Regions from separate parts of the Homo sapiens genome. Here region 2 is linked to region 1. A link is a loop called in an ENCODE intact Hi-C map of the cell type or tissue named here. Cell type or tissue: heart left ventricle. All regions are shown on one strand. Links, peaks and the distances in the headings refer to the core of each region. The heading gives the core; the rest is flanking DNA. Region 1 overlaps PARM1 (prostate androgen-regulated mucin-like protein 1). Region 2 overlaps LOC107986289 (a long non-coding RNA gene).

Region 1 (12,103 bases), core at 5,030-7,529:
CAATTTTTAAAATGATGTCAGTGGTGAGGTAAGGCAGTAGAGATTCAACTTTTTTTTCCTGTTGCAGTGTTAACAGAAAAGTAGGAAAAGATGCATGAAACTAGGAAGTGTACTTCATGGGGCCAGAGAGCTGTCCTCTGAATAGTGAGCTGATTGACTGAAGGAGTGATAATGATTTTGCATATAAAAAGAATTAGGACTAAACTGTACGTGTCATGGAATGGTGACAACTTAATTCAAGCATATCACTAGGGAGATTGCTTTAGAATGTTTTCTTTTAAAGAACTTCTCTGAATATGTTCCCAGAGGGAACTGTTTCTGAAAGTTACCCTGGAAATAAAGAGCACTGCCCCTGGAGTAAATTCACATTCAACAATGGTGGCACAGTCTCAAACCCTAATCTTAGGATTCACTGACTTCATTTTAAAGATATACTCAAGAACAGTGGTGATCTTTGGGTGGTGAGAAGAGGAAGTTGCTACTAAAAAAGTTTGTTGCTTGAATTTTCTTTTTAAAAAAAGTTATGTGAATGTGTTTATTATTTTTTATTTTCTTAATTTTAATTTTATTTATTTTAAGTTCTGGGGTACATGTGCAGGATGTACAGGTTTGTTACATAAGTAAACATGTGCCATGGTGATTTGCTGCACATACCAAGCCATCACCTAGGTATTAAGCCCAGCATGTATTAGCTATTTTTCCTGATGCTCTCCCTCCTCTTTCACCCCCGACCCTGACAGGCCCCAGTGTGTGTTGTTCCCCTCCCTGTGTCTATGTGTTCACATTGTTCGGCTCCCAGTTATAAGTGAGAATATGCAGTGTTTGGTTTTCTGTTCCTGCATTAGTTTGCAGAAAATAATGGCTTCCAGCTCCATCTATGTCCCGGCAAAGGACATGATCTCATTCCTTTTTATGGGTGCATAGTATTCCATCATGTATATGTACCATATTTTCATTATCTAGTCTATCATTGACAGGCATTTGGGTTGATGCCATGCCTTTGCTATTGTGAGTAGTGCTGCAATGAACATATGAGTGCGGGTATCTTATAACAGAATGATTTATATTCCTTTGAATGTATATCCAGTGATGGAATTGCTGGGTCAAATGATATCTCTGGTTCTAGGTCTTTTTTTTTTTTTTTTTTTGGAGATTGAGTCTCACTTTATCACTCAGACTGTTATTTGTGCAGTGGCGCGATTTCGGCTCACTGCAACCTCTGCTGCCCAGGTTCAAGCGATTCTTCTGCCTCAGCCTCCTGAGTAGCTGGGATTACAGGCGCCTTCCACTGTGCCCAGCTAATTTTTGTAGTTTTAGTAGAGACGGGGTTTCACCATCTTGGCCAGGCTGGTCTTGAACTCCTGACCTCATGATCCACTCGCCTCGGTCTCCCAAAGTGCTGGGATTACAGGCATGAGCCACCACGCCTGGCCCTGGTTCTAGGTGTTTGAGGAATAGCTACATTGTCTTCCATAATGGTTGAACTAATTTACATTCCCACCAACAGTGTAAAAGCATTCCTATTTCTTCCCAGTCTCACCAGCATCTGTCGTTTCTTGACCTTTTAATAAGTGCCATTCTGAATGGCGTGAGATTGTATCTCATTGCGGTTTTGATTTGCATTTCTCTAATGATCAGTGATGTTGAGCTTTTTTTTTCATATGTTTCTTGGCCACATATGTTTCTTGGCCACATAAATGTCTTAAAGAAGTATATGCTCATGTCCTTTGCCCACTTTTTAGTGAGGTTGTTTGTTTTCTTCTTGTAAATTTGTTTAAGTTCCTTGTAGATTCTGGATATTAGACCTTTGTCAGATGGATAGATTGCAAAAATGTTCTCCCATCCTGTAAGTTGTCTGTTCATTCTGATGATAGTTTCTTTTGCTGTGCAGAAGCTCTTTAGTTTAATTAGATCTCATTTTTCAATGTTTGCTTTTGTTGCAATTGCTTTTGACATTTTCATAAGGAAATCTTTGCCTGTGCCTATGTTCTGAATGGTATTGCCTAGACTTTCTTCTAAGGTGTTTATAGTTTGGGGTTTTACATTTAAATCTAATCCATCTTGAGTTAATTTTTATATAAGATATAAGGAAGTTTCAATTTTCTGCATATGGCTAGCTAGTTTTCCCAGCACCATTTATTAAATAGGGAATCTTTTCCCCCATTGCTTGTTTTTGTCAGGTTTGTTGAAGATCAGATGGTTGTAGATGTGTGGTCTTATTTCTGAGTTCTCTATTTTGTTCCATTGGTCTATGTGTCTGCTTTTGTACCAGTACTGTTTTGGTACCAGCCATTTTGGTTACTTTCACCTTGTACCAGTTTGAAGTCAGGTAGTGTGATACCTCCAGCTTTGTTCTTTTTGCTTAGGATTGTCTTGGCTATACGGGCTATTTTTTGATTCCATATGAATTTTAAAATAGTTTTTTATAATTCTGTGAAAAATGTCAATGGTAGTTTAATGGGAATAGCATTGAATCTATAAATTACTTTGGGCAGTATGGTCATTTTCATGACACTGATTCTTCCTATCCAGGAGCATATAATGTTTTTCCATTTGTTTGTGTCCTAATTTCCTTGAGAAGTGGTTTGTAGTTCTGCTTGAAGTGGTCCTTCACTTCCCTTATTAACTGTATTCCGAGGTATTTTATTCTCTTTGAAGCAATTGTGAATAGAAGTTCGTTCATGATTTGGCTTTCTGCTTGTGTGTTATTGGTGTATAGGAATGCTTGTGATTTTTGCAAACTGATTTTGTACCCTGAGACTTTGCTGAAGTTGCTTATCAGCTTAAGAAGCTTTGGGGCGGAGATGATGAGGTTTTCTAGATATAGGATCATGCCCTCTGCAAACAGAGACAGTTTGACTTTTTCTCTTCCAATTTGAAACACTTTATTTCTTTCTCTCGCCTGATTGCCCTGGCCAGAAAATCCAACACTATGTTGAATAGAAGTGGTGAGAGAAGGCATTTTGTCTTGTGCCAATTTTCAAGGGGAATGCTTCCAGCTTTTACCCATTTAGTATGATATTGGTTGTGGGTTTGTCATAAATGGCTCTTATTATTTTGAGGTATGTTCTTACAATAGCTAGTTTACTGAGAGTTTTTAACATGAAGGGATGTTGAATTTTATCAAAGGCTTTTTCTCCATCTAGTGAGATAATCATGTGGTTTTTGTCTTTAGTTCTCTTTATGCGATGACTTAACGTTTATCGATTTGTGTATGTTGAACCAGCCTTGGATCCTGGGGATGAAGCTGACTTGATCATAGCAGATAAACTTTTTGATGTGCAGATGGGTTTGGTTTGCCAGTATTTTATTGAGGATTTTTGCATTGATGTTCATCAGGGATGTTGGCCTGAAGTTTTCCTTTGTGTTGTTGTTGTGTCTCTGCCTGGTTTTGGTATCAAGATGGTGCTGGCCTCATAAAATGAGTTAGGGAGAAGTCCCTCCTTTTCAATTTTTTGGTATAGTTTCAGTAGAAATGGTACTAGCCCTTCTTTGTACCTCTGGTACAATTTAGCCATGAATCTGTCTGATCATGAGCTTTTTTTGGTTGGTAGGCTATTTATTTCTGCCTCAATTTCACAGCTGGTTATTGGTCTATTCAGGGATTCAACTTCTTTCTGGCTCAGTCTGGGGAGGGTGTATGTGTCCAGGAATTTATCCTTTTCTTCTAGATTTTCTAGTTTGTTTGCATAGAGGTGTTTATAGTATTCTCTGATGGTTGTATTTCTGTTGGGTCAGTGGCGATATCCCCTTTATCATTTTTTATTGTGTTTATTTGATTCTTGTTCTTCTTTATTAGTCTAGCTAGTGGTCTATTTTAATATTTTTTTTAAAAAAGAACAGCTCCTGGATTCATTGATTTTTTCGAAGGTTTTTTTTTGTGTGTGTGTGTGCGTCTCTATCTCCTTCTGTTCCTCTCTGATCTTGGTTGTTTCTTATTTCTGTTAGTTTTGGGGTTGTTTGCTCTTGGTTCTCTAGTTCTTTTCATTGTGATGTTAGGGTGTCTATTTGAGATGTTTCTATATTTTTGATATGAGCATTTAGTGCTATAAATTTCCCTCCTAACACTGCTTTAGCTGCATCCCAAAGATTCTGGTACATTGTCTCTTCATTCTCATTAGCTTCAAAGAACTTCTTGATTTCTGCCTTAATTTTATTATTTACCCAGGAGTCATTCAGGAGCAGGTTGTTCAATTTTGATGAAATTGTGTGGTTTTGAGTAAGTTTCTTAATCTTGAGTTCTAATTTGATTGTGCTGTGGTCTGAGAGACTGTTATGATGTCAGTTCTTTTGCATTTGCTGAGAAGTGTTTTACTATCAATGATGTGATCAATTTTAGAGTAAAGTGTCAGGCAATTCTGAGAAGAATGTATATTCCATTATTTTTGGGGTGGAAAGTTTTGTATATATCTATTAGCTCCATTTGATCCAGAGCTGAGTTCAAGTCCTGAATATCTTTGTTAATTTTCTATCTTGATGATCTATCTCATAATGACAGTAGGGTGTTAAACTCTCCCACTATTATGTGTGGGAGTATAAATCTCTTTGTAAGTCTCTAAGCACTTGTTTTATAAATCCGGGTGCTCCTGTATTGGGTGCAAATATATTTAGGATAGTTAGCTCTTCATGTTGAATTGAACCCTTTACCATTATGACCTTCTTTGTATTTTTTTATCTTTGTTGGTTTAAAGTCTGTTTTGTCTGAAACTACACTTGTAGCCCTTGATTTTTTCAGCTTCCATGTGCTTGGTAAATTTTCCTCCATCGCTTTATTTTGAGCCTATGTGGGTCTTTGCACATGAGATGGGTCTCTTGAATACAGCACACTGATGAGTCTTGACTCTTTATCCAGCTTGCCATTCTGTGTCTTTTAATTGGGGGCATTTAGCCCATTTACATTTAAGGATAATAATGTTATGTGTGAATTTGATCCTGTCATCATGATTCTAGCCAGTTATTTTGCAGACTTGTCAATGTAGTTGCTTCATATTGTCATTGGTCTGCATACCTCAGTGTGTTTTTATAGTAGCTGGTAATGGTTTTTCCTTTCCATATTTAGTGCTTCCTTCAGGAGCTCTTGCAAGGCAAGCCTGGTGGTGACTAATTCCCTCAACATTTGTTTGTCTGAAGAGGATTTTATTTCTCCTTCACTTATGAAGCTTAGTTTGGCCTGATATGAAATTCTGGGTTGGAAATTCTTTCCTTTAAGAATGTTGATGTTGGCCCCCAATCTCTTTTTGCTTGTAGGGTTTCCACTGAGAGGTTTGCTGTCAGTCTGATGGGTTTCCCTTTGTAGGTGACCTGGCCTTTCTCTCTGGCTGCCCCTAACATTTTTTCCTTCATTTCAACTTTGAAGAATCTGATGATTATGTGTCTTGGAGTTGATTTTTCTCATAGAGTATTTTACTGGGGTTCTCTGAATTTCCAGGATTTGAATGTTGGCCTGTCTTGCTAGGTTAGGGAAGTTTTTCTGAATGATATCCTGATGAATGTTTTCCAACTTGGGTCCATTCTCCTTGTCTCTTTCATATACCCCCATTAGTTGTAGGTTCAGCCTTTTTACATAATCCCATCCCATAGTTATCAGAGGTTTTGTTCATTCCTTTTTATTCTTTTTTTCTCTAATCTTGTCTGCCTGTCTTGTTTCAGAAGATAGTCTTCAAGCACTGAGATTCTTTCTTACACTTGGTCTATTTGGCTATTGATACTTGTGGTTGCATTGTGAAGTTTTTGTGTAGTGTTTTTCAGCTCCATCAGGTCATTTATGTTCCTCTCTAAACTGGTTATTCTGGTTAATAGCTCCCATAATGTTTTATCATGATTCTTAGCTTGTTTGCATTGGGTTAGAACATGCTCTGGTAGCTCAGTAAAGTTTGTTATTACCCACCTTCTGAAGCCTACTTCTGTCAATTCATCCATGTCAGCCTCAGCCCAGTTCTGTTCCCTTACTGGAGTGGTATTGCAATAATTTGGAGGAGAAGAGGCACTCAGGGTTTTTGAGTTTTCGGTATTCTTGCATTCATTTTTTCCCATTTTTGTGGGTTTATCTACCTTCGATCTTTGAGGCTGATGACCTTTGGATAGGGTTTTTGTAGGGTCTTCTTGTCAATATTGTTGTTGTTGCTTTATATTTGTTTGTTTTTCTTTTAACAGTCTGGCCCCTCTTCTGTAAGGCTGCTGTGGTTTTCTGGGGGTCCACTCCAGACCCTATTCACCTGGGTCCCTCCCGCACCTGGAGGTGTCAGCAGTGGAGACTGCAGAACAGCAAACATGGCTGGTTGCTCCTTCCTCTTGGAACCCTGTCACAGAAGGGCAGCCATCTGATGCCAGCAGGAACACTCCTGTATAAGGTGTCTGGCAACCCCTGTTGGCATGTCTCACCCAGTCAGGAGGCACCAGATCAGTGACCCACTTAATGTACTCTGGCTGCCCCTTGGCAGAGCAGGTGCCCTGCACTGGGGGAAGTCCTCCTCATGTGGACTGCCCAGCCTCTTCAGAGCAAGCAGGCAGGAAAGACAAAGTCCACTAAACTGTGGAAACTGTGGCCACCCCTCCTCCCAGGGTCTCCATCCCAGAGAGTTCAGAGTTCTGTCTGTAAACCCCTGGCTAGAATTGCTGAAATTCCCAGGGAGGCCCCACCCTGTGAGGAGGAATGGATTCAGGTCCCACCTAAAGAAGCAGTCTGGCCATTATCTGCCACAGCTGCTGTACTGCACTGTGGGAATTCCTCCCAGTCCAAACTGCCCAGCTTCCCTGGCACCAGCAGGGGAGAATGACAGACTGGAGCCACAGTGATGGTCATCACCCCTCTCCCCAGGAACCTGGTCATCTTAGGGAGTCTCCAGACTGCTGCCGCTGGCTACAACTCAAGCAGCCACCAAGAGTTTACATGATTCTGTGCTCAGGATCCAAGGCCCTGATGGCATAGGCTCACAGGGGGATCTCCTGATCCACAGAAAAAGCATGGTTTCCCTGGTGAGGTAGCACAATCACTCACCACCTCCCTTGGTTGGGGGTAGGAATTCCCCTTAACCTATGTGGCTCTCAGGTGGGCTGTGGCTCCACCTTGCTTTTTCTCACTCTCTGGGTGTTGTACCAACTGTCTAGTTGGTCCCAATGAGAAAAACCTGAATACCTGTGCTGAAGGTGTAGGATTTACTTGCCATTTTCATTCTTCTCCATGAGAGCCACTGACAGCAGCTGCTTCTAGTCAGCCATCTTGCCCCCTCCTCCCTATTGCTTCAATGTTCTAATTTTCTACAATATCTATATATTGCAACTATAATAATGCAAGACTCAATTAAAAAATTAAACTCAAGCCATTGTGAGGTTGATTATATAATTACACAGAAGTTGTTGAACTACCAATTTACTTGTCTCTCCTAGCCCCGTGAATATAATTAATATAACAAATGTAGTCAAACGTGACTACATGTTTATAAAATATACCTTTGACTTCATGTTCATGAAATACATGCATTTTATAAACTTCTCTGGTGTGCATGTTTTGGTAAAATTTCTGGCAAATGCCAAAACCTAGTAAAGAATATGCCTTCCCTTGTATTCACAGCCATAGTTATGTCTTTCAACTACTCAAAAACTCACACAAAGTCAATTAAAGAAACTGAAATAACTGAACTACTTCTAGGTGGAGCTTCACATCCTATTATTTGTTTTGTTTTACAGAAACATAATACCGCACTCTAACATGATTGGGAAAAGCAAAACTCTCATTAACTGCAGTGTCTTGTTATGACTAACTAGAGTTCATTTAACTCTAAAGCCAGGCTAAAGATGCTTGGTTTTTTAAAGAGTGATACATTAGAATGTGTAATACATCTAACAGGGGATGCAATCTTTCGAAAACTGGATGCCAAAGTCCACCTGTTCTAGCTTTGCAGAGACTGCACTGACATTCAAAGGTTAGGTGAAAGGGGGAATGTGCAAATGTCTGATGCAGTGTCTGATGCTGCCCATATTACTTGCTTTGGCTGCCATAACAAAATGCCACAGACTGTGTGGCTTAAACAACAAAAAATTTTTTGCCCACATTTCTGGAGGCTAGAAGTCTGAGATCAGGGTCTCAAAAGGTCAGGTTCTGGGGAGATGCCCTTTCCTGGGTTGCTAATGACCACCTTTTGCCTGTGTTCTCCCATGAGATGGAGAGAGACAGAGAGCAGGCTCTCTGGTGTTTCTTCTTAGAAGGGCACTACTCCCATCACAAGAGCCCCATCCTTCTGACCTCATCTAAACCTAATTACTTCTGAAAGCCTTATCTCCAAATACCATCACATTGAAGCTTAAGGGCTTCAATATCTGAATTTTAAGGGAATACAATTCAGTTCATAGCACTGCCCTTGAAAGTCACCCCCTCAGGCCAAAGTTTGGGAGGTCACAATAACATGTGCATTCACATATTTACCTTTCTCTACTATGACTGCAATCACCTCCACATTCTATGGTAACAAACCATAATAGAGAATAGAAAACTTCTGACAGGCTAGTGCTGGGAATAAAAGCCTTATATGTCTCCAGGCCTCCTGAGCTTGAATGAGCCGAATTATATTGACATAGATACAGGAGTCTGAAAAACTGGACAAGTCTTCTCTTGAAAGCTATTTAACAACTCCCAGTGGCCCATCCTCCTAGGGTGTCACTGCTATGACAGTGGAGACCTGGGGACCCATGATGGTTAATTCTTTGTGTCAACTTGACTGGGACAAAAGGTGCCCAGATTAAACATTATTTCTGGGTAAGCTCTGTGAGGGTGTTTCTGGATAAAACTAGCATTTGAATCCATGGACTCAGTAAAGTAGTTTGCCCTCCTCAAAGTATGTGGGCATCATCCAATCCGTGGCGAGCCTGAACAGAGCACACACAGAGGAAGGAGGGATTTGCCTCTTCTTTTTCTGCCTCATGGCATAATGTGGGACATCTCACCTCATCTTCTCTGGTCCTTAAACTAAATCACACCGTCAACAACCCTGGCTCTCAGGCCCTCAGATTTGAACTAAATTACACCACTGGCTTTCTTTAGTCTCCAGCTTGCAGACAGAAGATGGTGGTACTTCCCAGCCACTGTAATCATCCGAGCCAATTCTTTACAATAAATCTCTCTCTCTTTCTTTCTCTCTCTCTCTCTACACCCACACACAGACACACACACACACACATACATGTAACATATTTTATTATTTGATTCTCTAATCATGACCAATACAGGATCCCAGTGTCCTAAAATCTGAGGGTGGTGGCCTGGGTTCCTCTGCAGGAACTTGGGTCAAGAGAGAGGAGACAGCCAGAATCTGCAGAGTGTGAATATTATGGGTTTTATCTACCTAAAAAAAATGGTCTATTTAACTTTATGGCCATCTTTAGGCTTGTGCCGCTGCAAGAGGGTCCTGGGAAGGATACCTCAGGACAGGACTTTGTATTCAATTTGTACTGCCTTCCAGGACTCAGATGCAGATGAGGAGACCTGACTCTCCAGTGGCCTCCAGAAGACGAATGTCTCTAGCTCTATCCCTGGACTGTGATATATAACTGGGGAGGCGGTGAGGGGGGCGGGGGGTTGGGAGGGAGAGTTTCTTGTTTTCAAGTTGCTGAGATCTTTATGGGGGAAATAAAAGCATTTTATATGCTGAGATCATTTATTCTTTTAAACACCTTAAAAGTCTGTTCATATTTGTTGGAAATTTTTTTATATATTCATGTGTACTGTACAGTATCTTTAGATGACAGGTTTCACTAATTTTTCTATTTTAAGTTTATATTACACATAATGTGTACCACTGTGAAAATATTCAGATTTTATACTTCATTGACTGAAGAACAAAATCAAAAATCAAAATTCAAACCAAAAAATGTTAAAGAAGGGTCCTAAAGGCAGTGTGGACATGGGAAAGAGGAGTAAATTTAAATACCTCCCATGTGATGGGGTTTTAGAAAATCCATTCTTGTTATTTTTTTTAATCTTCAGAATAACACTGTGAGGTGTGATTGACTCATTATGTGTAAGTGAGGACAATGAGGCTCAGAGATCTAAACATCACATGGTAGATAAGGGGCAGAGCCAATGTTTTACTGTCATCTACTCAAAAGCAAAGCCTTGCCTTCTCCACTACACTGTATCAGCTTGCAGATGTCCTCAAGCCTCCTGTCCCCACAGTGTAAGTCTTCATTTCCCCTTACTGCCTGGACACATTGAGGCATCAGCAAGATGACACCAAAGGACTTAACATTTAAAATAAAATAACCCAAATAACGTAGAGGCTTATCTGTTACTAGGCTCAGATTGAGCTTATGTTACTTTCTGCTGATCGGAAAAAGAAATCATGAAGTACTACTTTGTGTATTTACCGGAAGAATTTTCATAAGCATGCTAAGTAAGAAACAAGTCTCCCAAATATAACTCTTGGTTCCAAGAAGCTATTTACAGCAGAATGTCAAAACTCATATACTACTACCGAAGAACTGCACTAAAAGACACAATTTTGAGAACATTCAGATCCATCTGCAGATGTTTAAAAAGGTAAAGATTTCAGAAACGTGTTGACTTAGATTTGTGCTTCTTTCTGAAGTTATTTTATTGTTACAAAGCATACAAATACATAACTCAGTGCCAAATAAAGGGATTCTGAAAGAAACAGAAAGCGGTTTCAAAACTAAGTGAATGAATATGAGTGAAAGGTAAGTATTATCACAGGTATTTTCTTTTTGCATTGCAAAAACAAAACAAATCCAATGTTTAGGGCAAAAATCAGGGCTCCCCAACAGTAGACCACAATCTTGCAGATGCTCAGGCAATCCCAGAGCCATGTGGCCCTGTTTTCAGCTCATGCTCCTTCTGTCCCTGTAGTTTCATGGGAAGGTGATGTGGGCAGCACTGCTCCACTGAGCATTCTCAGGAATTTCAGTGTTTTTACCCCTTCCCTGCTCAGAGACAGGGCGTGCATGTTGTCAATATCCTTGCTCATCTTTGCAGACTTACAGCCACACCCTAACTACCAGTAACTTCAAGGAGCTACATATGAATAATAAAATATGTGTCACAGAAAATTATTATGCTTGTGGCTGTGAAAGATGTCCTCTGGTTTTGGTAGGAGCAGACACCATCCAGCTAATCAGTGCTGCAGGAAGAATGTGTCCCAATACCTTGAACTTCTCAGAAACCTTGAAAACTTTCTTCTAGAAAGAAGAGTCTAGACTAGGCTGGGAAAAGATTGGGATCAGAGGTAAGGTATTAAAAGGTTAAGCCAGCTCCTCATTAACCCCACTAGTGCAAGTAGGTGATGGAGTGTGCAATTCAGCAAAGCAAGACTCAGAATCTCAGAGAGGAAGGAGATCTGAGGACTTGCCTCACCCTCATGCTTTATTTTCAGATAAACAAAGTCAGCTCAGAAACAAAAACATGACTGTATTTCATCAAATCTAAAAAGTGTCAACTATCAGACACTTGTTATTTTATGTAGTCTTAAGAGTGACACAAAATGCTGTTAATAAAATAGGATATGCCATTGATTGTGAAACACATCTCATTTTTAAAGTGGTAAAAGCAAAAACAAAAGCTTAAAAAAAAATCTGATATGATTTGGCTGTATCCCCACTCAAAACTCATCTTGAATTATAACTCCCATAATCCCCATGTGTCGTGAGAGGGACCAGGTGAGAGGTAATTGAATCACAGGGTCAGGTTTTTCCCGTGCTGTTCTCATGAGAGTGAATAAATCTCACAAGATCTCATGGTTTAATAAAGGGCAGCTCCCCTGTACACACTCTCTTGCTTACCATCATGTAGGACATGCCTTTGCTCCTTCGCCTTCTGCCATGATTGTGAGGCCTCCCTAGCCATGTGGAACTGTGAGTCCATTAAACCTCTTTTTCTTTATAAATACCCAGTCTTGGATATGTCTTTATTTGCCCTGTGAGAACAGACTAATACAGTGTCTTAGAAGGGGTATCTTGATGAAACATAGTAAGCAACTTGCCTCCAAATGCTCACTTCTCAGTCCTTAGGTCTCCTGTTGTTCCCCACTATGCTCATGCAGCTTCATTTCCAATGAGAAACCTAAAATCCAGGAGTGAGGAAACTATCTCAAAGTCA
Region 2 (11,613 bases), core at 9,114-11,613, 76 kb before region 1:
GAAATTGTGTGCTTCCCTTCTCTGCAACTCTGGGTTCTGACATTTTAGTGGCCTTGGTTTTTAGAGGGTAAATCGTTTCACCAAGGAACACAGAAAGATATTTTTAAGGTAAGAACTGCTGCTCAGTTACTTCAAAGACCTTGTCCCAAGAGACCAGTAGGCAAAGAAAGTAATTGCCATACTGGCAGGAATAATTGACCCTGACCATCAGCTGCTGCTGAGCAATATAGGAGCAGAGAATGATATATTTGGCACTCAGGTGATCCACTTAGTTTGCTCTTGGCAACCCTTCGCCCAGTTTTGATGGTAAATGAACAAACACAGCCATCATGCCCTAAGAAGGTCATGGTGACCAGTGAGTTGACAATGGCGACCCTAGGAGTCTATCACATCAGCAGCCTAGCTGCCTATACCAGCAGAGATGCTAGTTGAGGGAAAAGAGACTCCAGCATTGGCGGTGGAGGACAGGGAAGATGACTGTCTGTTACTTCCTTGAGATAGCTGCAGTGACAGGAATGGTAGTTTCTCGCATTAACCTTTCTCTTGTAAGAGTCCCCCAGAATACTGGAGTTTTCCCAGAATTTATTACATGAAACAAGTGGAACTAAATGGTGCCAAAGTTGTCTACAGTGGAGGTCATGGTGTGCCACCCAGATCCCCTTCCAGGTCTGTTTGTTAATCCCCCCAGCTGGCAGGAGGGTTGGTGGCAGATAGTCTCAGCTGAACTTCCTTTCTGGGACTTGCTATGGAGTGGAGAGAGCTGTCTTGCCTGAATTTATGTCCCCGTGGGGTGAGGAGACATGTGAACCTGTAATACTCATCAACTTAAGACAAAGCTGAAGGGGCACCTCAGACTCAGAGGTCCTCACAGGATTGGCTGAGACCTTTGCTGCAACTGTACTGCAGTTCCAGCTTGCCCTCTGCCCAATCCTGCTTCTTTCTCTCCCTTTCAGGTGCTGATCCCAAATTCACTTTCCAATAAGCCTCCTGCACACAGATCTCCGTTTTGGAGAATGATCCTCAGGTTTCTGATCTGTGAGAGGTTTTTGCCAACTTATATTCCACTAGAAAAAATAATCATTTTATTAAAGCATGTCTGGCATTGGATACCTTGATTTTTAAAGTTGGAAATGTGTTTTTTGTTGTCTAATTTTACTATGCAAAAATGGTATATCAGTTTTATTTAGAATTTAAAAAATTACTACCAAGGTTGAAAATATTCTTACATATTCATTTACTAGTTATACTTTTTCTCTCATAAAATGTCTGCAGGCATGAATATTTCTGGACCTGGCCTTTTAATGTCATCCATACCAATAACTGTTTCTTTTCCACCTTTCCTACTTCTTTTATGTGGTGCACAGCAGAGGATTTTGAAGCATGCTGATCTTGTTTACTGTCAGGGTTTAAGACACTATTCTATTCTTCAATCTCCCAAATTCCTAGAAAGGCCTATTAATAAAATTGGGTAGAATATTGGGTTGAAAATATGCTAAATGTAAATAGGTTTTTTATTAAAGAGCAATAAACATACTTCATTACTCCTTTTGCTTGTTTAAGCTTTTTGAGCTTGTGACTTCAACTTTTCCAAGGCTGGGCTATTTACTCTGGATGTAGGATTACATATTTCAGGACTAAATGTGCAGACATAACACTCAGTATTCATGACCCTGTATTGGGACCCTCTTCAGACTGACAAAAAACTTCAGTCTTCTTTTGACTTCTTAGAAAAGATTACACAGACTTAAGGATATTTGGAAGTCTTTTCAAAAGTCAGAAACACTTTTATATCACTCCAAACTACTGCTGACATTTAAAAACTTGATTATGCAAAGAACTTCATCTCTAGGACATGGAATTACCAAATAACTCAATTGAGACCAGAATTTTTTCCTAGCTCTAAGAGAAGTGATGTTAGTAGGATTAGTTAACAGGCCAGAGTACTCATTTTGAGCAAAGACATCATATGTAATTAATGGTATATTTGGAAACAGGCACCACTTGACTTAGGATGGCTTAACTTGAGAACTTTCATCTTTATAGGCTTATCAAGAACAAATTTTTATTTATGATTACCTAACAGCTGAAACTGATGTGCTCTCAGAATAAAGTCAATGCAAATAATTAGTGATAAGACAATGTGATGTGCTAATTTGAGAGGTGGAAAAATTGTGATGATATGGATTCATGATTGGCTAAAGAACATGCCCTTCAACTAAGCTATAAATTTCGGCAAGGGCAGTAATTATCTCTTTTTAAAACTCTTACATACAGAGCTTGTGAAAACATCACAAAAACATGGTAAATGGAGTGAAAGATGCTTTGAACATTCCAAAAGAGAACTGATTGTCAAATTATCAGATTTTAGGGCAAGCTGAAAGGGTTGATATAGAGAAGTTAGCTGAAGTCTTTGCAAATGAAAGCTACTGTTCAAGATGGGTGCTTAATTTTTGAAAAGGAAACAGGAGATCTCTGTAAGAGAAGTCACCTGGAAAACTCCTCCCTTAGAAATGACCATTCATCTTCACTGGCTTATCAGTGGAAAATTTTGCCCCAGACAATCCAAATATTGAACATTTTTAGGTCCCTGGAGCAAAGAGAATTGCTGATTCTGACTACTTAGAAACCTACCAGGAAAAGAAGGCCTCTTTAGTCCACTGGGCTTTCATTTTCAGGAGCTAAACAATTAGCCTATATCCTCCCTCATCACAGACATTTTCAAATGTAGATTTATATCATGTGTTTGGTTTTACATACTAAATATATTTTTATCAAAGTGTGTACACAAAGTGTGGGGGTTTTTCTTTTCATGATTATTTGGCGTTTTAATTAAGCGAAATGGGTTTTTAGGAACAAAACTCAAATTTATAAAACTTCAACTAATTTAGCTGTCATCCAGAAACTTTATTGTAAATAATTTGTCAACAAGATTTGCATTTCTAATTTCAGTTTTTCATTCCTTCTGAGGCACAGAGAAAGGAAAAGAAAAATGACAGCTAATGTTTGTTGAGCACTATACACAAAGGATCTTATTTAGTCCTTATAAACAACACTGCCAAATAAGACTTAACATCTGTAGTTTTTTAGGTGAGGAATTAGAAGCTATGGGAGACTGAATTATGTGCCCAAAGTCATTAAAGCCAGTAACTGGCAGAACTGAGACTTAATTGCAGGTTTATGTTCACATGCCAATTTGCCAATAATCTATCCAACAAGAAGATAAAGATGTGGCATGAAGTTATTAGCTTGAAAGTAAACATTGTGAGTCCAGGCTGGGCGCGGTGGCTCACGCCTGTAATCCCAGCAATTTGGGAGGCCGAGGCGGGTGGATTACCGGAGGTCAGGAATTTGCGACCAACCTGACCAACATGGTGAAACCCCGTCTCTACTAAAAATACAAAAAAATTAGACGGGCGTGGTGGTGGGCGCCTGTAATCCCAGCTACTCGTGCGGCTGAGGCAGGAGAATCGCTGTAACTGGGAGGCGGAGGTTGCGGTGAGCCGAGATGGAGCCACTGCACTCCAGCCTGGGGGACAGAATGAGACTCCGTCTCAAAACAAACAAACAAAAAACATTGTGAGTTTTACTTTGTTTTATCCTACAATACGCCTAGTTTAGGGCTGGGTACATAATAGACGAGCAATTGGAAGGTGAGGAGATGGATAAAGCATGGACTTGGGAACTATAGCACTCAGGCTCCAGAGTCAAACCTTTGGGCTGAAATCATCCTTGATTCACCACTAACCAAATAGGTTACCTTGGGTGAGTAACTTTTACTTCCTAGTTGTGCCTCAGTTTCCTCACATGGTAATGTCACAGGATCCTTGGGGTGTTGTTTTGCCAGCTGGAAACCTCTGTGGCTGGTGGCACCTTCTGCCTGAGCATTGCTCAGGCCTGCTGGGCTTGTTCCACCCACTCAGCCTAGTGGGCTGCGCTTGGCTTATTCTTCTGGCCCAGATCCCACACCTGCCAAGGGCGAGCTGGGCATGGAGCTGCAAAGAGTGTGCGGGTGAGTGAGTGCGTGGTCTGGCCACTGTGCACAGCCAGGCATGCTGGCTGTTGCGGCAGGGCAGGCAGCTCCAGGCGCCAGCACAGGTGTCAGCCCTGCGCAAGACTGCGGCTGGACCAGATGGACAGCATGCAGCTTCTGCTGTGGACACCTGCATCTGGACGAGGGGAATGTGTTGGTGCCTAGAAGCTTCGAGATGCCAGGAACTGCAGGGCCTCAAAGAGGATGTCACAGTCCTGACTCAGGGAGCCCCTAGGTCTGGGCTCCCTGAAGGGCCCCAGCTCTTCTCTCCTTCTTGTTGCCCACAGCGTGGTAAGGTGGCAAGGGTATTTCAGCTCTGTTTGTGTTATGGCTCTTTCAGTCCTGCCATTTGGCAGGTCCTGAGTTCTTGTCCTGCGTCCAGGAAGAAAGAGGTATGTAGACAACTGGAGGGTGAACAAAGCAGAGAGGAGCTTCATTGAGAGGCAGAACAGCTCTCAGGAGACCCACAGTGAGTAACTCCTTTCCACAGGCAGGTCGTCCCATTGAGTGTCCAGCTCTCAGTAGAGCGGGTAGCTCCTTTCCGCAGGCAGGTTGTCCCGATATCTGTTGGATGCTGGCTGAGTCCAGGGTTTTTATACGCTCAGAAGGGAGGCAGTGCTTGCTGATTGGTTCATGGACGACCATGGGTGGGCCTGGAAAAAGTATCATAAATTCTCACTCCTGGCCAGGGACTTCACCCGGAACTGTCCGGCCCCCAGGCCTCAGGTCATCCCTGGCTTGAAGATGGGGTTTCACCAGGGACCCACCCTTTTCAGCCCAGGAAACTGTCTGCCTCCTGCCATCAATAGGCCATCCATGGTGCCCAGGCTGTTCCTGCCAAAGGGTGCTGGCACGCCCCAAGCAGCCCTCAGCACTCCTTCATCCTCCCTCCCATGCTGGTTGGTGCCCAAAGTCCAGAGGGGCCTGAGGTGGCAGGGGCTAGTGTGTCAGTGCTGCCCTGAGCACGTGCACACCCAGCCAGGTTGCAGCAGTGCCTGCCTGGGCTTGGCCGCAACTTTGCGCCAGCCCGGAATGGGCACCAGGAGAGGGAGCAGGCACTTTCAAGCCTGTTGGGGGAGGGAACTTCCTGGACCCCGGAAAGCGCAGTGATGCCTCGGTCCAGAACCATGGCTGGGCGGCGCCCGGGAATGCGGGTCTCCTGTCCCACCAGCTGGATAAAGGGTGGGGCCCCCGCCTGTTCCCAGCCTTGCCAGCTCCTCCTAGCGCAGCCCCGGCCATGCCTCCCAGGCTGCAGTTAGCATCCCCACAAGGGGCTGCTCCAGACAGGCCAGTGCCGTCATTAATAAAATGGGGATAAAATACCTATCTTTTAGGGTAATTGTGAGGATTGAGTTGATCTTGGTAAAACACTTAGAATAGTATCTGGCACATAATAAGTGCTCAGTGAATATTAGCTTTTATCATTATGATTAATCAGATTCTACTACACTGTGGCTGTGTTCAACTTGAATGTCTCAGTTTCCTCATCTGTAAAATGAGGAAAATCATTTATCTTACATGGCTATTTTATTTGGCAATAATATGCTTTATTATTTCTAAATGAAATATTTTATTATGCTGTGGATCTAATGAAACAACATTTGTAAATTTGCTCTGTGCCAGGTACTATTCTAAGCATGCTGTTGGCATTGATTCATTTAACTTTCATAACAGCCTAATAAGGCAGATGCCATTCTGATCCCCATTTTACAGATGAAGAAACTGAGGAAACAAGAGGTTAAACAATTTTTTTCAGGGTCACACAACTGGTAATTAGCTCAGCCGAGATTCAAACCCCGACACAGTAGCTCCACCGTAGTCTAAGTCTATGATGACTACACTATGCTATGTATCTAAAGCAATAACATTTGTAAAGAACCTGCCCAGTTCCTGACATAGAGAAGAAGCTTAGTAGATGTGAGCACTTTGCCTATCTTTTCAATAAATACCCTTTGAAATTCTCATGGAATGCAAAATGATATAAATTTTTCAGCTGGCCTACATGGTTTACTAAAATGTCCACTTTTAAGTAATAGTGGCATCCCTGTACTCTTGGAAGGCACACAGAAATATATGAACACACCTCTCTCTGATTAGGCCCACCTTGGATCATCTTTTCTGTTGACACTTAGGAGTTTCAGTTAGCAAGACATCAACATGCACTCATGTGTGTGCAGTGATATCCTGCAGAGCAGCTGTCAATGATGACAGTTTGGAACAGAACAGCTGGAGGGCAGACCTGAGTTTCTAATGACTGAGAAAAAGTCATGGAAATAAGGCAGCCAAAGGGCTCGTGGCTGACAGTGGTGCGCACCTCCCCACGTTACTGTTCTGGGTTTCTTAATGGGGATGCTGTAAAAATTGTAGGTGGTACAATTCCGGGTTGTGCAGGACTGTCCTGAACAAATCAACCTAGACTATTTCTTTCTCTGTAGCATTTGCAGCATCCTTGACTCCCAGATACTAAATGCCAGTAACTACACCAGTCATAGTAACAACTAAAAAACACAACTAAGAGATGCTGCCACACTTTGTTGCCCTGGGGGAAGATGTGGTGTTATCACCCCTATTGAGAACTGCATCCTGTGGGGCCTTTTGGATTTACCAGGCTTATGTGTAGAAGGTGTGTCTTACGTATTATCTCCCTTCTCAAAATTGGGGGCAGTATCCCAGCATTAGCACCACCTGGGAGGTTATTACAAATGCAAGTCTCAGACTCCACCTCAGAACTATGAATTAGAATCTGCATTTTAACAAGATCTCCAGTAATTTGCATGCGCATTAGAGTTTGAGAAGCATTTCCATCCTAGGTAGAACATGGATTTTGGAGTAAGAAGGTCCAGGGTTAAAATTCAGTCTCTGACTCTTACTAGCTGTGTAACCATGGGAATGTCACTTAACCTTTCTAAGCCTCAGTTTTCTGCTCTCTGAAAAGATCTTAATTCCTCATGTGTAGGCACGTAACAGGTATTCAACAAATGTCATTTCTCTTCTCCTCTCCAACCTTTCATCAGAGAACATAGTCAAGAAAACCACTTTAGCTCTTTGGATATCATTAGGGAATTATTACCATAGGACAGTGTGGCAAGATAAAGAAAGATGACTACTTTCTCTCTTTTTCCACAGTTAAAGACACACTATATATCAAGTTCCAGTTGTGGCATTGCTGGGCATGGCAGATACTCGAAGAGGGGTTGATCTGGGTGTGACCAGGATTAGAAAAGGCCAATACCCCTGGTTCAAACATGTCAGTTAGGAGGAACAAATCAAATTCCCAGATGAAATCTGGGACTGATGGCAAAGGATAGATCTTCACAGGGAGAGCCCAGAGAACAAGTTCAGGCCCAGGAAGTCAGTCAGGCAGATGGTGGGGCACGAGAATCAGAGAGACATCTGGAAATAAGGAAGAGAGGAAACACTTATCAGGACGCTCTCACATCCTTTGGCCTTATCCTCTTCTTGCTCCTGGTGTACCCCGCACATTGCTCTACCAAGGTGCCCATTATACACTACAGAATCTTAGATTGGACTGTTTCATTAACAGATTCAAAGCATTTTGAAGATGAGTTTTTGAGAGGTCATGTCTTGTTTTATTGTTTCACCTAAATATCATATGCAATTTCTAAGAAAGTATCTGGAATGTGTAAAAGAATACTGTTTGTTAAATGATTGAAGGGATGAGTGAATGAATGTTTTGCTTCCAACACTGTAATTTCCATCAGAGGCCATTCCTTAGAGAAATCTATGGGGCTTTTAGGAGAGCAAACATTGAGACTCTCTGTGAACAAACACATCCTTGTTGGTTTCAACTCCCATTGGCCTGTAATCAGGTAGCAGCCTGGATTTCCCACTGCCACCTGTCTTCTTACATCCAGTGTCTCAAGCCTATGCTTCTCTATAGGAGAAACCAAAGGAAAAAGGATATAAAGTTGTCAGAATTTTCAGTCTACCAGTTTTTCTTTGCTCATGGTTTTGGCTATGGTTAGATTGAGAGTCTGTTACTTTTCAAGGACCAGCTGCCTAAGTTTCTAGGAGATCAAGGAGGCTAGGAAAGAATGTTTGTGCCTTTCTTTACTGAAAAGCCACCTGCCAGCCCCCTGGGATTGCTCAGATGGTCAGTGCCCCAAATTCTTGCTCAGGGATTTACCTGAACTCTCATAGATGAAGCAATGAAACTGGCCTATAGGAGACAGACATGAAATCCAGCCTCTCCACCCTTTGGAGGAGAAGCCAGCAGGTAGGTTACACTGGAAACCCTTAGAAGGGGACAGGTAAAGGCCTCAGGTTGTGTTCCCTTGAGTAGAGCTGCTTGATGAACTTGGCTCCTTTCCAGAAATGGATGTTCAGAAGGAGGATGGGACAACCCGTCAGACAGTCCCTGGGCCTAAGGACGTGAGATTAATTGTCATTGAGGATTACTCATCCTATAAAAGTTAAGTGTATTTCATTTCATTGCTTATCAGCTCCAGAGCTTGTTATCAGTGGCTCAGTAAAAGCATCTGCAGCCTGAAATGTGTATGAAATGGCTCATGGCACTTCTAAGTTGGAAGTGAATACATTTAAGAAAACCTTGTTCTTTCTCTCCCCCACGCTTCCTGGCATGTCTTTTATCAACTCCTCGCTGTCTGAAGGATGCATAGGTCTTCTCAGAAGAGCTCAAGCAGAGATAGGAGAGCTGGGGGGAGTTAGTGGGCAGATCGGGGCATGGAATGGTCCATGGCTCTTCAGGCATCAAGCCAAGGGCTGAGAATGGTTCTGAATCCCTTCTCTATTTTCTCCTCCACTTTTTCTTTACCTTTTTGGTAAGGGTAGGTGAGGAGGGCTGGAAGGATGGGGGAGGAGAGAGGAAAAAAACAATGAAAATAGGAAGGGGAATGTATTTGGAACATTACATGCAATGTGAGCTGGTCTTTCTTTTCAGTGGTAGAAACATTATTCAGTTTAGCAGCTCCCTTTTCCTTTTCTAGTACCCAAGTGTTAGCCGTATTCTGAAGGCAGCTTTGAGTCACCCTGCCACATAAAGAACCAGGATGAAGTGAAATGTTGACTGAGGACAAGATGAACATGCAATGATCAGTGGAAGAAGAAAGTTATAAATACCAGTATGGTCATATGACTAGGGGTAAAAGGGAGTCTTTAGTAACTATGCATATTCTCTTGTTTGCTTTGATATGTATATGTGTGTGTGTGTATAAATCAGTTCTTTTTCTGTCCTTATTCCCTTCTGTCCAATATAAAGTGAGTTAAAGTAACTAACCCTATAATTTGGTATCAAAGGAAGACTGCATCTGAACTGGGAAAGGCATGAACATTCCCAGAGATAAAAGCAACATATGGAATGATGTGTCTTCCTTTTTAGGGAGAAGGTGTGTGCATCCTCAGTTGTGTAAGGAACAGTTGCATAATGTTACAGATAACATACTGTTGTTATTGACTTTTTGCCAAGTTCTCATTTGGGGTAACAGAGGTGGCCTGTGATTATTTGCTTATTTTTAGCTCAGCATTATCACCTTTTCTAAGATCTTTGTAATACAGAGGAGAAGCCAGAAATTACATTTCTCAGAATGCTCTTTCCCTTATGGCTCTGGCTAGAGTTTGTCTATGAGAGGTTCTCAGGCAAGATATGGAAGATGGAAAAAAGGCAAAGCCATTCTTCTTCAGAAACAGTTGCATCAGGTGTGTGGGCAGGTGTGACTTTCCAGTGAGCTCTTGAGAACCATTCACTTCACCGTTGTAGCCTGAGATGGTGGCCATTTTCCAGAAACCCTGGCATTTTAGCGATTATCTACTGGTGGTTTCCCTAATCTTTTCTCCTGCTCTCTCAAAGTCCGTATAAGAAACTAAGTTTTATATGAAATCCACAACTTTGTATTAAAACTTTTAACATATATTCCAGAAATACACAGAGCAGTTTTTTGGTTTCTCATGTCAAACCTCTGAATGTCTTGGCACAGTGGCTGGCAGTGAGCATTTGTGTCTCACACTACCTGACAACACTTGGCTTATGACTGATGTGAACTTTTCAACACTCTTCTCAGTGGTGTTTGTTGCAGCAAATTCTGTCCAAATGCTGAGGGAGAAATGGCTAGTGGGAGAACAAGACAGTAGTATAGACTGTCTCATTACAGCTGCTGTATGGACCTGGTGACAAGGGAAGGGTCAGCCTGGAGTGTCCTGCTGTTAAGTTGGTGGTTGTCAGATGAGTGACTTTGACTGGAAGTGCCATGGTGTAGACAGAGACAACTCACAGTCTGCCAGGTCATCAGTTCTGAGGGTGCGACTGCTTTCAAAAGATCCCAAGCCACCATCCTGATGAACAGGAATATGTAAAGGCTCAACCACAGAGCTGCCCAGTTGTGGGTGCCCTTAAAATAGGCCCTTTGGGCCACTCTAGAAACCTTCTTCAGGGAGAAAGCTGCTTCTGCATTGGATGCCCAACTTTGGCTTCAGGTTGTCTCACCTGGCTGGGCATGTTTGATGGGCAGCAGCACATACATGTCAAGAATCTCTGGCATGGAGTGAAAATTTGGCTTGGGAGTGGTCCAGAGCATGGACCCTGGAGACCCATGGTCCCTATTTCAATTCTGCCCCACCGCTGTGTGACCTTGGGTAATTTTCTCTACCTCTTTGGCCCTTAGTTTTCTCTTCTGTACAATAGAGATGTTAATAATATCTATCTCATAGGGATGTTAACCCATGTAAAGTTCTTACAACAGTATCTAGTTCACAGTAAGTGCTATGTGAGAATAAGCTGTCAATATTATTACTACCCTGAGGAAAGACAAGTTGGCCCAGTGATGGAATTTCAGGGTAAGATCAGGGAGAGACTCCGAGGGCAGCATCTCTAGTCTAGGCTGCCATGAATTCACATCTGATTCTTGGGAAGAGCAGGGAGGCTGCAAGTTGAAATTAGGAGAGGTTTTCACCAAAATTCTGTGAGACAATGGGGCTCTGTGCTGGTGTCCTGACAGGACAGGAGGGAAGGCAGTCTCCCCTTTGGCAGAGAACACAGCCATAGATGTGGGAGTCAGCAGAGACAGTGTCTGGCAGGGGATATGTGCTTTAAGAGCTGACTGGGCTTGCTCTGGACTGCATGCTAGACACCCTTGAGACTGCCTGAAATAGCTGAGAGGGACTTTGCAAGGGGCAGAAGGTCTCATATGAGCAGCAGGTATGAGGGTCTTAAGACCCAGGTTAGATTTACATTGGACACCAGTCCTTTGGGTGGTAAAAGACGAAGGGCTCTGGTGCCAGATGGACATGGTTTGAACCCCACCTCTTCCACTTACTAAACTGTAAATACTTGGAGGACAGGGACTATCTTGTTCATTACAGAGTACATAGAAGGATTCAATATGTGGATGAATAAATTTAATATTCTGGAACTTCAGTTTCCCCATCTGTAAAATGGAGATAATGTAATGACCGCTAAAGCAGATGCAAGGATTACACTAGATAATGCTCACAGACACCCAAGTTTCCTAAAGAATATTATACTTCTGTTTTTGTAGTAATTATTGTGTATCTTGCTTAGGATAAAAACTCAGTATATTTGTTGACTCAAACTGATTAATGGTGTTTTG

Evidence for each region. Hi-C counts contacts between places; a loop is a spot of excess contacts. Peaks named below come from ENCODE experiments on the same cell type or tissue, not always from the same donor. Only the 100,000 strongest peaks of a DNase experiment are listed, where the experiment ranks them.
Region 2: a loop joins it to region 1, with 2.9 times the contacts of the local background. A loop is called at or near these places in 2 of 110 quality-filtered maps.

Annotation. Positions count from the first base shown.
Region 1 is chr4:74,970,925-74,983,027 of GRCh38, reverse strand. The region is part of intron 1 of PARM1 (prostate androgen-regulated mucin-like protein 1); the gene reads right to left. Among named protein-coding and RNA genes, the nearest start is that of PARM1-AS1, 6.6 kb to the right of the region's middle. In heart left ventricle, for the core only: no CTCF peak of the experiment used is centred there; a DNase peak (open chromatin) is centred at 6,437.
Region 2 is chr4:75,051,102-75,062,714 of GRCh38, reverse strand. The region is part of intron 1 of LOC107986289 (a long non-coding RNA gene); the gene reads left to right. Among named protein-coding and RNA genes, the nearest start is that of LINC02562, 28 kb to the left of the region's middle. In heart left ventricle, for the core only: no CTCF peak of the experiment used is centred there; no DNase peak of the experiment used is centred there.